Linked DNA regions of Homo sapiens: region 1 is linked to region 2. A link is a contact called in ENCODE Hi-C data. All regions are on one chromosome and are shown on one strand. Each heading gives the region's core, a stretch centred on a gene start or an enhancer-like site at or near the end of the contact. The rest is flanking DNA. Distances are from core to core; before and after follow the strand shown. Region 1 overlaps ATP10D (ATPase phospholipid transporting 10D (putative)). Region 2 holds the start of TXK (TXK tyrosine kinase).

Region 1 (2,700 bases), core at 150-2,649, 600 kb after region 2:
CCTAGAGTCCTTATAGGAAAGAATTTAACACATGAAATCATCAATTCCAAAGTTCCTCAGAAAGTATTAAGATTTTTTCCCCTGAAATCCTTATTTTTCACCATTAAATCACTTTGAGGTACCACCATTAGACAAAGTTCAGCTTCTATATTAATTGCACTTACTGCAAATTCCAAAAATGTCCTGTATTTTACCTGTGTCTGATAATTGGCACTTACGGTATGGTACCTTCAGAGTTTTGTATGAGGCACTGGCTGTCACATACAGCTTCCATGAAACATCTATCTACTATGTGCCCAGCGCTCCAACCCAGATGCTAGAAATAGAAAAACAAACATGCAGTCTGGACTCCCGTGGTCTAAGAGGAGGTAATACAGGTAGAAACATGTAAGAGTAGTAAAAATATGATAGTATGATACGAATCTGATATTCAGCATACAGTGTAGTCACAAATAGGGAGGATGTCAGTTCTACCTTAGAGCATGAAGATCAAAGAAGGTGTCATATAGACAGGTAGCTTAAGCATCTCAATTTGTGCTTAATTTTTGAAAACAGGCCACAAAGCAGGAAAAGAATAAGGAGCCAGTTTAGTGTATTAAAATAATTCCACAGAAAATCACTGTATCTACCTAGGCTGATTCTCTTATTAAATGCTTCCCTGCCAATGGCTGAGGCCAGCTCTCAGGATGGACATGAATAGAGTAGACAAAAGCCCCTCCAATCACTAGTGAAGGCAGAATCTGAGGATTCCAGAAGGGAGGCCACTTTGGCAGTCAGGTCATGATAGTCAGAAAATAAAGCAGCAAATTTCAAAGCAAACGGATATCAGAGGAGCCATCACAAGTGGGAATCAAAGGGCAGGGAAACATGTTGCCCAGAAACCTAGGGAAAAGTGACAATTTGGATAGGCAGAAAGCTAATAGGGCCTTGGAACTAGGTAAGTGCTCTGAACAAGACTCAGTGCCCAGCACAGCAAATGATGCTCGAATGTGTCTATTAAGAAGAACCATATCCAAAGGGTGAAAAGAGAGGCTGACAAAAGTAGGCCATGGCTCCACTCCCAGAAATTTTGAACTACTTGTCAAGATGATACAGGAGCAAACAGTTCTGAGGTAGCAAGAGCCGGAGTCTCAGACACTAGACAAACTATCAGAATTGGGACACAGGATCAGAATTTCTGTGGCAACAGTGTTCTCATACAGTTTTTTAAAAATCTAACTACATGCACTGGGCCAGATTCTTTGCAGAGTGCTATATGCTCCAGACCACAGAGTGTAGACTAGAGTTCCTTCCTGTTCTCTCCACCGCATAAACCAAATACATCCTGCTAGGGGCAAGTCTGAGCTCATCAGGGAGTCAGCGTGCCCAGCTGTGGGAAGAGGACAGCTGAATAGGCTGCACCCTAAGACAGATCTGACCTCAGGTGAAAAAATGGCAGCCCCTGATTCTGACATTTACAAGAGGAAACTTTATTCACAGTCAGCAGCTAGAGGAAATGATCCTTGAAAAGGACTCATCCTAAGAGATGGCTTATGAGAATGTTTCTGATGAGAGAGGGGCAGCTGCCTAACTTCTTTTCATGAAGACCATCTAAAATTTCCATGGAAGGACTTTTCTAATACTAACCCCAATAACTTCAGGATAAATGTTTCTTTTTAACAAAATACACAAGGCCCTTCAGGCTCTGGCCTCTTCATGATCTGCCTTATTGCTCACCTACATTCCAGACATACTTAGCCACATAGAACAATACAAATACACTGTAGTCTTGGGCCTCTGTGCTCTTGCCTATGTTGCTCCCTCAGCCTGAAATGCCAGCCATTCTTTTCACTTTATTGTTTGCCTAGCATCTTCTCATTCTTGAAGATTTAATTCCAGCATTATCTCCTGATTAAGACTAAGCCTTTCCCTCTTTCCACTGCATGGTTCCCTCCCTGTCCCTACCCTATCAGATGTCTGTATCCAGTGCTACTTACAGATGCTATGGAATCCTGAACAGACCAATAACAAGAAATGAAATTGAATCATTAATAAAAGACCTACCAACAACAAAAAGCCCAGGGCCAGATGGATTTATAGTCAAATTTTCTCATCAGTGCAAAAAAAAATAGCTGATACCCATCTTACGGAAACTATTCCAACAAGTCAGAGGAGTCAGATTAGGGGCTCCCTAACTCATTCCATGAAGCCAGCATCACCATGATACCCAAATCTGGCAAGGACACAACAACAACAAAAAAGAAAGCTTCAGGCTAATATCCCTGATGAATACAGATGCAAAAATCTTCAATAAAATATTAGCAAACCAAAGCCAATAGCACATCAAAAAGATAATCCATCATGATCACATGGTTTTATTCCAGAGACAGAAGGATAGTTTAACATATACAAATCAATAAATGTGATTCACCACATAGACAGAATTAAAAACTAAAACTAGGCTGGGCGCAGTGGCTCATGCCTGTAATACCAGCACTTTGGGAGGCCAAGGCAGGCAGATCACCTGAGGCCAGGAGTTAGAGACCAGACTGGTCAACATGGCAAAACCTCATCTCTACTAAAAATACAAAAATTACCCAGGCATGGTGGCACGTGTCTATAATCCCAGCTACTCAGGAGGCTGAGGCACAACAGTTGCTTGAACCAGGAGGTGGAGGTTGCAGTGAACTGAGATCGCACCACTCTGCTCTAGCCTGGGAA
Region 2 (2,700 bases), core at 118-2,617:
CACCTAGGTATGCATTAGCTATTTTTCCTGATATTAGCCTGATATATATATTTCCTGATATTAGCCTGGCATGCATTAGCTATTTTTCCTGATGCTCTCCCCTCATCTGCCCTCCCCAACAGGCCCCAGTATGTGTTGTTCCCCTCCCTGTGTCCATGTGTTTCATGGTTCAGTTCCCACTTATAAGTGAGAACATGTGGTGTTTGGTTTTCTGTTCCTGCATTACTTTGCTAAGGATAACGGCTTCCAGTTCCATCCATGTCCCTGCAAAGGACATGATTTCATTCTGTATAGCTGCATAATATTCCACGGTGTATATGTACCACATTTTCTTTATCCAGCCTATCATTGATGGGCATTTTGGTTGCTAACCATGCACAACTTTTAACTGACTTGTAGCTCATTGAAGGAGTCGGTCCTGGCACACTCTACCTTACTATCACTGTCAGCCTTTTCTCCTTCCTTCCTGACCTTCCCTCCTCCCATCCCATACTTCCCTTTTCACCTTGAGGAGCTACGGGAAGTACTAGGTGGTATGAAAGAGAGTGAGGAGAAGATAGAGTCCCTGTCCTAATGGTCAGTGTATGCTTTTTATGGGAAAACAAGATAGATAGCACCTGGCAACATTTGTCAACATTTCCTTCAAAAATCTTTAAATATTTTTCACTAAGACTTAGAAAAAAAGTTTTATACGAAAGCATAACAAAGGCAAAAGGTGAAGTAAAAATAACAGTCATCACCCAGAATGCTAAGGAGACCTTAATCTAAACCAGGAAATTGGAAGGGCGATTAGAATATGCTGTGTCTTCATTAAAGTTGCTCTGTTAATTAGTTGACACATGGTTATGCTTTCCAGTGGGATGAAGTGAAACTCCCAAGTGTGTTTTGTATTGTTGGTGTTTTTATATTTCTCAGCCATCCCCCAATCACATTTTAGGGTTATTACTAGATTGACTTCCCCCAAATAAAGTGTCTGCTGAGTGGGAGGATGGAACATTCTAAACTCAATATTCCAGAGCCTAGAATCTAATTGTTTCTGCCACTCACGGTGTGGCCTTGGGCAAGTCCCTTATTCTGTCTGTGCCTTCATTTCCTTCCCAGTCCAGAGAGGGCAGTTTGATTTGATAATTTTAAAGGTGCCTTTTACCAAAATTTTGTGATTTCTTGAAAATGATGTTTGCGAGTCACCCACACCTTTGGGGATGAGAGACTAATAGCAGATACCCTCAGAGATTGGGATGGAGATTACTGAGCTTTCTTATATATGCCATTGGTTGTCATTTATACTCTTCTGAGGTTTTCAGAACAGGAAAATAGGTGGGGTTAACTCTGCCCGTGAGAAACATCTTGAGCGAACTATGATTTCAGTTGAAAGATGTGTTTTTGTGAGTAGAGCACCGCAGAAGAACTGAAGACTGTTGTGTGCTCCCCGCAGAAGGGGCTACCATGATCCTTTCCTCCTGTGAGTAAGATGGGCTTTGTCATTTATTTTTGGGGCTTGTTCTGGGGCCTGTTATTCTTGAACAGCAGAGGAAGTTTTTTTTTTCCAAGGCATAGAGCTTGGGGACATTAAAAGATAATTTCCTCAGATGTTGTGACAGAGTTTTGTTTCTTATTTAAAGAACCACAGTGATGATGTAATTCTAATAAAGGTTCAGCATTGAGAACATAAATGAAAGAAAAACAGAAAGAGTGTCCAGAAATCTGCATATGTGTGTGTAGAAATGCAATCAGTATGAAGTACTTGTTTTTAGAATGAGACTGTAATGAGCTCTGGGCTGAAGGCCAGGAGACCAAGTTCTAGTTCTGGATTTGCTCCAGCAGTGGTGGATCACAGTGGGCAACTTTATATATATATAAATACACACACATACACACACACACAAATAAATATCTATATTTAAGGCAAAAGGAAGAGAAGTCAAAACACAACTGTGTTTATACTCTGAAATTATCTGCTTTATCAAGTAAACATATAGACTTAACCTTTATTTTCACAGGGGTATTTATTCACAATTCTATGTAGACTTCCGTTATCGAGGACCTTTCCCAAGCAATTGAAATTTAGGCAAAACTGATTCTTATCTGCAGTCAGAGCCTGAGTAAAGGCCAAAATAAGAGTCAAAGTCACGAGTCTCTACCTGGTTAAAAGTGTGAACATGGTCAAGTGTGAACACTGGCTCAAATGTCTCTTTCCCTCATATATAATACTACATATGAAGATGTTATTTTAATATTTTTATAGAATATAAGACCATCATTAAAAATAAGTGCTTGTTTTAGGAGAACAGAGAAAGATTCCCTAGACACTGTTATCTGTGAAGATCCTTGGTTTGAAAGAGCTGTGGGGGATGCTTATAAATCCAAAGAAATTAGAATAAAAAAAAAAACCAAGCAGAATAGTCTTCTAAATAAGAAGGCAGCCGTCATATCAGAATTGCAATGTGTTTGTTTCTTTATAAAGGTATTTATTGAGCACCTACTATGGGCCATGGTCTATACCAGTTCCTTTATATTCATTATCTGAAATCTTCACTACAAACTGGCAAGGTGAAAATTGTTATTCTTATCTAGCCAATAAGAAAATTGTGCCTTTGAAAGTTTAAATCTTGCCAGAAACTCATATGGTTGTCAGACGCAGGATTTAAGTATGAGACTTTTTTTTTTTTTTTAGACAGAGTCTTGCTCTGTCACCCAGGC

The links. A loop is a pair of places that touch in the nucleus more often than their neighbours do. Pooled maps may share reads with other maps.
Region 1: a pooled map shows a loop between it and region 2 (2.3-fold over the local background). The contact joins the enhancer-like site here to the promoter of TXK in region 2. A Hi-C loop is called at or near these places in 5 of 50 pooled maps.

Annotation. Positions count from the first base shown.
Region 1 is chr4:47,530,495-47,533,194 of GRCh38, reverse strand. All of the region lies in intron 5 of ATP10D (ATPase phospholipid transporting 10D (putative)), which reads right to left. Among named protein-coding and RNA genes, the nearest start is that of ATP10D, 47 kb to the right of the region's middle. Within about 2 kb of position 1,399, at least 17 of the 41 ENCODE cell types and tissues checked have a DNase peak (open chromatin) inside an H3K27ac peak, as active enhancers do.
Region 2 is chr4:48,132,917-48,135,616 of GRCh38, reverse strand. TXK (TXK tyrosine kinase) reads left to right here and starts at 1,367. Exons shown (of 15, transcript NM_003328.3): 1 at 1,367-1,462. The coding sequence starts at 1,447. RefSeq lists a silencer at 1,631-1,925.